Regions from separate parts of the Homo sapiens genome. Here regions 1 and 3 are each linked to region 2. Evidence: chromatin contacts called from ENCODE Hi-C data. All regions are on one chromosome and are shown on one strand. The core of a region is the stretch at or near the end of the contact, and the rest is flanking DNA. Distances in the headings are between cores, read along the strand shown. Region 1 overlaps CDK14 (cyclin dependent kinase 14). Region 2 has its middle 250 kb from the start of LINC02932. Region 3 overlaps CDK14 (cyclin dependent kinase 14).

What was found. A loop is a pair of places that touch in the nucleus more often than their neighbours do. Pooled maps may share reads with other maps.
Region 1: a loop to region 2 is called in a map with no recorded cell type, with 6 times the contacts of the local background. The contact joins two enhancer-like sites. A Hi-C loop is called at or near these places in 3 of 37 single-sample maps with no recorded cell type and 2 of 50 pooled maps.
Region 3: a map with no recorded cell type shows a loop between it and region 2 (2.8-fold over the local background). The contact joins two enhancer-like sites. A Hi-C loop is called at or near these places in 1 of 168 maps with a recorded cell type or tissue (IMR-90), 4 of 37 single-sample maps with no recorded cell type and 2 of 50 pooled maps.

The regions. Positions count from the first base shown.
Region 1 is chr7:91,163,866-91,167,700 of GRCh38, reverse strand. All of the region lies in intron 14 of CDK14 (cyclin dependent kinase 14), which reads right to left. Among named protein-coding and RNA genes, the nearest start is that of FZD1, 99 kb to the left of the region's middle. Within about 2 kb of position 2,225, at least 4 of the 41 ENCODE cell types and tissues checked have a DNase peak (open chromatin) inside an H3K27ac peak, as active enhancers do.
Region 2 is chr7:91,556,682-91,560,114 of GRCh38, reverse strand. No RefSeq gene overlaps it. Among named protein-coding and RNA genes, the nearest start is that of LINC02932, 250 kb to the right of the region's middle. RefSeq lists enhancers at 1,816-1,865, 1,340-2,539. Within about 2 kb of position 1,979, at least 5 of the 41 ENCODE cell types and tissues checked have a DNase peak (open chromatin) inside an H3K27ac peak, as active enhancers do.
Region 3 is chr7:91,082,968-91,086,426 of GRCh38, reverse strand. All of the region lies in intron 12 of CDK14 (cyclin dependent kinase 14), which reads right to left. Among named protein-coding and RNA genes, the nearest start is that of FZD1, 180 kb to the left of the region's middle. Within about 2 kb of position 2,018, at least 7 of the 41 ENCODE cell types and tissues checked have a DNase peak (open chromatin) inside an H3K27ac peak, as active enhancers do.

The sequences.
Region 1 (3,835 bases), core at 976-3,475, 390 kb after region 2:
GCATCAGAGGGCCTGAAGCCATCTATTATTTGGGGGCAACATCATGGTGTCCACTTGGATCATTTGGGATCCAAAATGAAGATACCAGGTTGAGAGCTAATTAGTCACCCAGGAAATAACTCCAACATGCGCACTGAGACTGGCTCACGTTGGAGCCATGACCCTATCTACATTATATAAGAACAATCAGCTGGGCAGTTAGCTGTTTCAGTGTGAATGTAGCAATGGCTGCCATGTCCAAAGCACTTTCCAGGAGAGGAAGCTGAAAAGCTACCTTATGGCCTCATGTTGACATTTATCCAGGTGAATTGCAACTTGAAATGTACTTCTAACATTTGCTACTGTGAGTGCAGAAAAGACGTCATATAATAAGGCAAATGTGGAGAGCCCTTTGTTTCTCCTTTTTTAAAAAATTAGAACTATTTTTCAACGTTGGTTGGAAACAAGTCCATGAAGAAAATCTTTAGAAGACAGTAAAGAAATTCTGAGATTGAATTCCATTTTGTCTGTGTGTTGTTCGGTGACAAAAGACTGTGAAATACAAATAGGCATAGATAGAGCTGTATATAACAGCTTTGTGGCTTTCCCTTCAATAAACTCAGAGATTGTCTTTGTATCCAGTGACCTTTTAGGGGGATTTAAAATAAAAACTAAAACGACACAGTACAATTTGTCTATACTAAAGGCCCAATTATAACTCTCAGTCTCATCTTTCATGGTTACTTCTCAAAATTCTGCCTAGGTGAGAAAGAACTGAAAAATATTCCTCTTTTCTGGATAATATTATCAAATGAAGTGAGGGCCTGGGCGGTTGCCCTCACTGGTGATTGATTCTTTAATGAGCTTCACCTGCAGGCCCAAGAGCACAGAGACTGCCCAGCTCTCTAGATTTTAAAATAGTGATCAATTCAGACACACATTGGGTTGTGTTGTTGGGACTAGTCAGAAGAACTGTTGTATATTCTCTGAATGACAAAAACTGAAATTGAGATATATTTACAAACACATTCACACATACTCAGGGGCCTTATGAATAAAAAGCGAAAATGCCAAATTACTCGGATGCCTCTACACTCTATCAGTATCTTATGAAAAGCATAAGGCTCTGCATTATGATCCCTTCTAGGTTAAACACATTTAAAAATCTTATAAAATACGAATAATATAAATAATCTGAATGCTTTCTATGATACAATTTCATTTCATAGATTAATGTATCAGTAGAGTAGCTATAAGCTGCTGTTTTTCTTTTTAAAAAATTAATTAATAGGCACTTCAAGTTTAGCCTCTTCACAAGGCCATCCTATTTATTTATACATTTTATTAATTCTGAAGCCAGTAGCTCCTCAATGGTGTATTTATGTTCAACTAGGTCAGGTCCACTGGGATGATATTTGGTCTTTCACAGAAGACACACTGAGCCTGTAAAGACAGCAGGCTCAAACTACCAAACACACTTCCTTTCCTAAGATTTGACTACATGAATTTGTTAGACTTCAGTGAAAAAATATAGGAATCCAGATATGCATTTCATAAGTCTCTCTACATAAGACCTTCTACACATAAGGGTGTCAGTAACACGTTGCCTCCTTACTAGGGAAGCAGGCATTTGGCAAACAGTCCATTTGTGATAGTTGGTTTGTGTAGCTTGGTGTAGTAGTTTGAAGGGCACCCACAAATACCAATAGAGGGAAATACTGAAAACTGTTCTCTCACATTACATTAGTTTGCTTAAAAAGTATGCATGTGCTAACCAAGCCTACAAATCACTAATTGTCAAGTATGCTGCAACAGAATAAAATTTAGCACAGAAAATACTTAGGTGAGATAAAAAACATTGATGTTTATATTTCTCAATAAATCTATGATTGATTACTTTGATAGTGATAATGCCATAGAGATAACTTTATAAATACTAACAATGCAGAGGGTTTGACATTTAAAATGTTCAAATGCAAGATGACATTCTTACTTCCCCTTTCAGAAATGTTATGCATGGATTACTTTCAGAACTATTTGAGCCAAGCCCTGTTGATGAGTAAACGTTAAAAGCAGCTGGGATGTCCACTTTCTTGGTGTTTCTGCTCTATGATTTTACTCGGTGGAATGTGATGAGCACTATTACCTTTTGAAACTATTACTAGCCAGAACTCACTGATGACTTAGTACAGAACACTGGAGTTGAAAGGAGTCCTGGAGACCCAAAACTCTCTCCTCATTCCACAAAAGGGAACCAGAGGCCCCACGGAGATTAAATGGCATGCTCAAGGCCACAGCTAGTTAGTGACAAGGTTTAGCCCAAAACTCATGTATTTGGACTCCTAACACGGTGCTCATTTGCTCTGTTACCCTTAGTGTGATGAAAGACAGATAAATGGCACAAACTCCTTACAGTTTCTATGTCAGCACATGATTATTAGATGTACGCTGTTGACTCTGAATGCTCTGAGGTTGGAAGAAATGTGCAACAATCTAAATGTCACAGGCCTGGAAGTAATCAAAAGGAAACTGAATGTTAGTTACTACTGTGCATAATGCTTGCAACATATCTGTGGTTGGTTGCAATGTACTATTAGAGCGTGGGTTTTTGTTGTGACTGTATGAACCAGGCCGCATAGGGAACGCTGAAGAGCGATCACAAAAATACCTTTCTTTCCCTACTGTCCCTCAAGCAGCAGGGATCAAATAACTGTTTCTCAGCTGTCAGTCTTTTAAACAAAAATATCTCCTTCACTCTATGTGTATCTGTGGCAAGTTAGTGTCTGTTTCCTCTTCTTTTTTCTGTTCTATTTTTTAGACCCCAACCTTGGATCACCAGGGGATACTGGGACTAGAAAGGGACTGACATGATGTTTTACAAATTTATCTTGGATTTCTTCAGTACGTCACAGTTTGTGTTCAATAAAGGCAGGCAGTGTAGAGCAGGCAGGCAGAAAACAGTCTACAACTGGATATTGGGAGTGCAGAATCATCTGCTGCCAGTCTGGACACTGGAAGGGCTTTCCACTCTGAGTATGACAGTTTCCATTTGTATTTCGGGCCAGCTGCTATTATGCCAACAATGTAATAATGGTGTGTTTTATTCATCTGCAACATAGCCAAATCTTCCTGCATTTGTCTAGGAAATCACAAAGCTTGATGAGACCTGGAGGAGCCATCTTTCATCCTCCTTACTTCCTAACTACACACAAATCCCCCAATTCCTTTACCCTGACTCTGGCCTGATCACTTACTAGCTGGACATGTTTCTTAATCTTTACTTTGCCATGGTAGCCTCATGTGGTAAATGGGGCTGACGATAGTAGCTCTCTCTTCGGGTTGTTGTAAGGATTTAATGAGTAACACGTACAGGACTTTAATAGGGCCTGGCATATAGGCACTATATAAATATTAATTATTGTAATTATTATTTCCACTCAACAAAATTAAGACTTCCTCATAGTTTTGGATCTCAGCTGATTGTAATCACTTGTTCATCAGTGGTAGAATGGTTTGTTAACTAATGAACATCATATAGCTATACCGTAATTTATTCAACCATTCACTTATTATTGGACATTTAGTGTGTTGCCAACGTTCTGCTATGTAAGTAATATTGTATGCTACGTGCCCTGTCAAGCATCTATCCTTATAGTTTCCTTACGAGGTGGATGTTTTAAATCCAACTCATAATTTCAAAATGAGGCCACTATGTCTTAGGCAATATGAATCCAATATGACCACACAACTAGTAGGTGTTATTGCAAAACTTGAGCCCATGCCTTGGACCCTAAAGCCTTAATCAATTGCCTACCTATCTTCTTAGCCTAAATGGTTATAATAACAATTAATTTGT
Region 2 (3,433 bases), core at 730-3,229:
CTGCTTTGCTTGTCAGCAGGGATCTGAGATCAAGTTTGGAGATACGTCTTTTCTTCCACTATTCCTTGGAATCTCATGGGTATATATTCAACTCTAACTTCTTAATATTTTAAAAGTGGTTTACTCTGAAAATATCCCAAGCCTGAGCCTTTTATTCTCTTGACATCAATGAAAGGGTTTTATTTTATTGCTTTCACTGCAACTAAGGGACTATTGTTAGTTTATTCTTCATTGTTGCTCAGAGATATACTTAAAAACACAAGCATACATTTGAAGATGGGAAACAAAAAGATGGAAAAATGCATCTATTTAGGAAAGCCAAGCCTCTGCAAGAGAAAACAAAAGGCTGCCAAGTAGATTTGTGTTTTAATTTGTGATCCTTCTTGCTCCCAGCTTGTAGCCACCTAACTCTCCTTCACACCCGATCTCACTTTTCCTCTGCCAGGACTCACAGCAATGCCTCATCAGTGGGTGTTCCATGTATGTCAGGAGGACAGCAAGAGTTTATGTGGAGGACCTTTGCTCAGGGAAACCCTTTAATGGGCAGAGCTCTCCCATTGATCCAGCAAGGTCAGCACCTGCCAGGTGGATAGACTACCTTTTCATTAATTTGTGAACCTTATGAAATTGCCATTTGTGTGGGTCAACAAATGGTTGAAACCAATAGAACAACTAGCCCACCACCTAGGAAAAAAAACAAAAAACAAAAAGTCAACCTCAAAGGGTTTTTTTTCTCTGCTGATCTCAATTTTGCCACTGAAATCTATCCACATAGCACCTGTGCTGTGTGAAAATTCTTAGTAAGTCTAATGAGGTCACCACAGGAAGAGAAGATTTGAAATTCAGTCCATGAGCAGAGATGGGTAAGGAATATCAGAGACTGTGCCTACTCTTAGATCGATCTCATGATCACGCCTCTCTGCACCCCTCCCTGTGGTGCTGCCTGAGAGCTGATCCAAGTTTTTGTCCCCCTGGAATCAGACAACTGCTCTGTTCCCTGATTTCTTACCTCTAGACATGGAAAAATCAGTTTTATTCTGGTATCTTCCTAGGCTTCTCCAAAGCTACTCTGCTTCTGCCTATAAACTTCCTTCTCTTCCTTCTTCCCTCTCCAGTGAACTCACTGCGTTCTAAAAGTTTAGGCTTTTGGAAAGCAAAGCCAGGAAGCCCTGAGACTTTCTACTTTCTGATTATAAAATGAACTTCCCCTGGGGCAAAGCAACGCGGAGTCTACTTAAATGGGGCAGGGGGTAGTCAGAAAAAAAGTGGAGGAAAAAAAAGTAATTAATATCACAAAATATTTAGCCACAAGCAGAATATATGGTAGAGTGGTAGGGATTAGAAATGTACAAGAACATCGTCTCCTTAATAAGCTTCCCCAGGTCGGATTTTAATTGTCTCGAAGCTTGAGAGACTTTAAGACAAAAAGAAGAGTATCCTGAATTCATTCGCCTCCAGCTGTCTTCCTCTGGGACAGTGAACTAGCACAATCCACACCTCATGAAAGACTAAGGCTGATGTGGGTTTGTGAGATGGATTGGGTTGGTTCCCACCTTGTTTCAACTGGTACATAACAAATAATCTGAATAAAAGCTCAGGAATCACTTCGAGACATTCGGGATCAGAGCAGGACAGGCTAAAGGAACTTCTTCTCCAAGCCCTAAGGTTATGGTTCCCTCCTTGCATGTTGTTTTTTTTCTCTTAAAGCCATTCAACATTTTTATTTTACGACTGCTTCAGGCTCTTTGCCACCCATTGGCATGATGGTGGCACTGGTTTACGTTTAAATTTCTTTTTTTCCTTGACTGTCTGTTTGCCCAGTTACCCAGGTGATTGACTCAGCTACTTATGAGTCAATCTTCTGAAAAGTCATTTTCAGAAGTCTTACCATTTATTTGCACCATCAACAACAAATATTTCAGGCGTGAATCAGAGCGCCATTGTCTTTGTGGAGGTCGTCATGGTGCTGACTTGTCTTCATTGGTGTTCTCTCCTGCGTGGGATCCTGCCAAGGAAGCCTCTCACAGGGCGAGCTGGAGAATGTATTACCATTTAGAAGAACTAATTTCATTTAGAAGTTGACGTTTCAGCCAGGTCTTCTGAGAGTTAGAGTCATTGTGAAAGTGCACTTGGGATGATCTAGAGAAGACAGTAAACAACAAAAACTAAAAGCCAGCTGACATACTGCCCCAGAAATTTCTGTTAAACAATGTTTAACAGAAACATTGTTTCTTTTTGGGGGTGGGTGGGGAGGAGGGCAACTTTGAAAAATAGATGCAAGGACCACATAAAAGGGATATGTACCAATAAGAAAAAATTTGTGCCAGATAGGAAATGAGATATAAAAATGAACTAAATATTCCAGTGGAGTTAGGAAGAAATAAAATATTTATGGATAAATCTTATTTGGGGATGACAGTATGAATGCCAAGGAAAAACGAGAAACACCAAGCCTGCTGCTTACTGAGTTAGGACATGTTCTTTCATTAGTTCCTTAGTGTGTAAGGGGAGGTGAGGAGTTCCCTGGCTTGTTGTGGGGAAAAAGCTTCAGAGGGAAAGAAATGGGGCAGGCCTAGGCTTGTTGGTGGGGCTGAGATGTGAGCAAATGAGACCTAAAACAACAGTCGCAATGATGAAACGCGTCTAAATGGCCTCAGAAGGACTTGGAATGCAGCCCTGTCTATACTATCAGACCATTTCATCTCTGTGTGAAGGAAGAATCCAGCATGAATTTTCTTCCCCCATTCTGGGCAAGAGGCAGGAGGGGTTGAAAGATAATAGTGAATGGCACTTTCCTCTCCTGAGTATGGCACTGAAAGGTGTTGAAAACCAGAGGAACATCTACTGCCATCTATTCAGTTCCACAATTATACAATTGTCAACCACGGGCTCACAGATTGAGCAAGTTTTTCCACTTACAGGAAAAAAGTGGCCGGAGGAATTTAACCTTTTTTCTTCAAGAGATTAAGCAAAGACGTTTTCATGGCCTTAGGCATGCTGGGGCCAGTTTCCAACCTTGAGCTCACTTGCTGTCCACAGGTGGCAGAACAATCTCTGCTGACTGTTCTCACAGGTGACCTCAGGTAGGACGTAGTTCTGTGCACTGCTTCACAGCAGATAAACTGAGTCAGAGGGGCTTGTCTCTGGGCCTGGGAGAGGACAAGGAGCCTGGAGTTCCACAACCCAGAGCAGAACACAGATCTCTGCTTCAGCCCTTGCCCCCTCCTCTCACCTTGACACACCGTTGGAGTTTAGACAAAGGCTGACAGATCCTGAAACTTTCCTGGGGAAGGTCAGCCTCAGATACTGACAAGACACCAAGGGACTGCAGCTGCTTACTATGGAAAGAGCATGACCCTATGAAGAAAGGAGATGAAGGCCTGTAAAAGGGACATTTTTATAAGCAATATAAAAGGAGATACTTTTTGGGTTC
Region 3 (3,459 bases), core at 769-3,268, 470 kb after region 2:
CCAACAGAAAAGAGAGAGAGACAACACAAGAAGGAGAAAGGAATAGAGACACTTGCAACAGGCTGCGCCCCTCAGGAGGGAACAGCGTGGCTTCTGGAGGGGAGGAGGCAGGGAAAGGAATGTCTGCTTGATGTTCTTTGATATTTCCACTATTCCCCCTGCAGATTTATTATGCTTATTGGGTACTCCAGAGCTATTATACTCAGGGTGTTTACAAATAAAAGATAGGGGTGAGAAGCAAAAATAAAAAGCAAGATCTCTGGACACTTGAGTGCAAAATGCAATGACTCTTTAGTGTAGTGTTTCCAAAGCAGCAGACATCCACATTTGTATTACACTGACGAGCATTTAAATGATCTAGAATTGTGTCACCCAATATGGCAGCAACCAACCACATGTGGCCCTTAACTCTTGTTAATTACATTTAAATATAGTAAAAAAATTCAGTTCCTAAATCACAGTAGTCACATTTTAAGTGCCCTGGAACCACAGAGGCCTAATGGCTACTGCATTTGTCAGCACAGACCTAGAAATGTCGGGCCAAACTTTCAGTTACCTCAGAGGCCAGCGGCCTTCTTGAGCATAATCTCTTTTTCCTCTGTGCTAGAGATAAAAACTGATTTCTTCCTTATACATAATTTTAAAGATACCAGTTGTGAACCAGGCAACTTGAAGTCAGAAGCCTATGCCTGTTACCTGATGGGTCAGAGACCAGGCAAAATAGACGGTGTCTGACCTGGCTAGGACTGGATTTGCTCCCCTGTGCTCTGCTTCACTCCATGACTCCGGATTGAATGGGAAACTCTAGTACCCACTTCTGATAAGCAAAATGGCCCCCAAAGATGTCCACCTGTTAACCCCTGAAGCTGGTGAACAGGTAACTTTTCACAGCAAAAGGGACTGTACAGAGAGAGTAACCTGGATTAACCAGGTGGGCCCAATCTAATTACATGAACCTTCAGAAGCAGAGAACTTTCTCCTGCTGGAGGCAGAGGAAATGGGGCAGACAGGAAGTCAGAGAGATCAGAAGCTTGTTTGATGGAGAAGGTGGCTATGTGATGAAGCATGCAGGAGGCGTTGAGCGGGTGGAGACAGCGAGCAAGGAAGTGAGACCTCAGCCATACCCCCCAAGGAACTGAATTCTGCCAACAACCTGCATGAGCATGGGAGTAAATTCTCCCCGAAAGCCTCTAGATAAAACCCCAAGTTGGTCAACATCTTGATTTTGGCCTTGTGAGACCCAGAGAAAAGAAATCAGCTCAGCTCTTCCAGACTTCTGCCTGACAGTACTGTAAGGTAACATGTTTGTACTATTCTACACCAATAAATGTGTGGTAATTTGTTATGGCAGTCGCAGAATACAAACACCCATGGCATATTTGGGAGAACAGAGGAACTCCTACAGTTTATGCTTCTAGAATCTGTTTGGAGAAGACTTCGAGAAAGCCTAATTCCATCTCCTCCTTTCAGGGAAATGAGCAGCCCAGCTGCCTCTAGAAGCTCTGTGCCACTTCAGAAGTAGGGTTGGGTTTTATTCCTTAATGAGCTGGATGGCAGGAGGAAGGTATTAGCCGCATCGTAAGCGTGCACTTTTGGATGAGGAGTCCAACACGTAATCTGAAAGGATGAAAAGCAATGGCTGTTGCCAACTCCCAAGCCTGGCACATACTGCCAATTAGTAAGAGAGAAGATGGGTATTTTCTGTCTATCAGAAGGGGATCAAAAAACGCGTGTCCAACAGATAACAAATAGCATGGGGCCTGCCCTTGGCCATCACCAGGGGTTATTAATGACACTGAATTCTTTGCTACAAAAAAAGAGACATGGATAAGAAATCTGGCAATGACACAAAATGACAGGGCTTAACCTCTTGGGGGCAGTGGGAGCTGTGTGGAAGAGGTGACAAACCTCACTGGTAGGGTGTGAGTGGGTAGCAGGCAGGCCTGTCATCTCTGGCACTTAGACTGTCACAAAGCCAGCCTTTTTCCCATGGTGCATTACCCAGCAGTGGGCAGGAGAGGCCCAAGTTGGTGGTGTGGGCAGTCAGCCAGCTGCAAACACTGTTTTCCCCAGGACAGAGGAAGTCAGGCTTCTGTTCTGTCCCAGCTCTCCTGGCTGCATGAAATCTAGATGGGGAATGACATCAGGTCCCAGAAGAGATATCCCCACCCATGGCTGCGGCGAGAACAAAATAAAATTAGATATTGATAAGCTCCCATGAATATGGGGTTTTAAAATGGATAATATTCCCTTCATAAGATTCACTGGAGTACATATATTCCTAGTTGTTATTTTCAATTGTGCTGATCATTTGATCTCATAAGCCTGTTTTTAATTTTAGGCTATACAATCAAGATGATAATATCTGCCCTACCTCAAAAGACTGCCATAAGCATATGTGGGGATGTGACAATGTACATTGCAAAAGGCTAACTGTTAGTTCCATCACAACTATATCTGTGGAGATGAGTTGCATGTCAGGCCTTTGACTATGTCCGTTTCATATGCTTTCACATTTATGCTGTTGCCACTGCTAGTGATCAGGGCTAGGCCTTTGGCAAATTTACCATCTTCCACTCAGATAGTTTTCTCTTTGTCCTCCTGGCACCTGCTTGCAACCTGAATCTTTGGACAGATCTTTATTGTCTTTTCCAAGGCTCTCTAGGACTCCCACCAGGGCCTGGAAAGCATCTCCTATTTTAGGTCCTCCTCTTTTTCCTTTCAAGAATCCTATCTGCAATTTCCTAGAAGAGCTGCTTTCTATTAGATGGCAAGGGGTTTAGGGGGTTTTGATAAACATCATATCCACATAATGCTTTTAGTAACTGAACTAATGATTCATTCTTATGAAAACAAATGTCTCCAGAAATTGCTATGAACTGCAACTTCCAAGCAAGCAGGTGAGCCTTTGGGGGCCTCCAAACAATACTATGTATGGCAGTGCAGGGTCAGGACAAGAGACCTGCTTGGATTGGACTGTCTGCATATTGAAAACAGTACATTTTCAAGGGTATGGCATGTGGTGAAGAACTACACCTCATGCAGTGTTCTAATGCTGAACTCAAATCCATAGAGCTGGGCAGTGGACAGCTGCAGCTCACCCTTTGAGTTATAAGACTGGAATTCCAAAAGGTCTGCTTTAGTGTCTGCTTTAGAGTTTATCCATCCAATAAACCCATCCCTCAAACATTTAATAGTGATGTATAGAATAATTTCTTTGAAAATATTACAAGAAGAAGTCTCCAGGCACTAAATAAATTAAAATTGTTACTTTGAAGTAAATAGAATTATAACAAAAATGATCAACAATGAAAAAAAAAAGTGAAAGTGGGGAAAGATGATTTAAGAACTCACTCAACTCAACTGCTCCTCCTAGTGAAATAACAGTGTTCTTACCTTCCTCTCACATTTTTAAACAGGGAAAGACATTTACAACTCTAGCTTACTTTGCAATATATT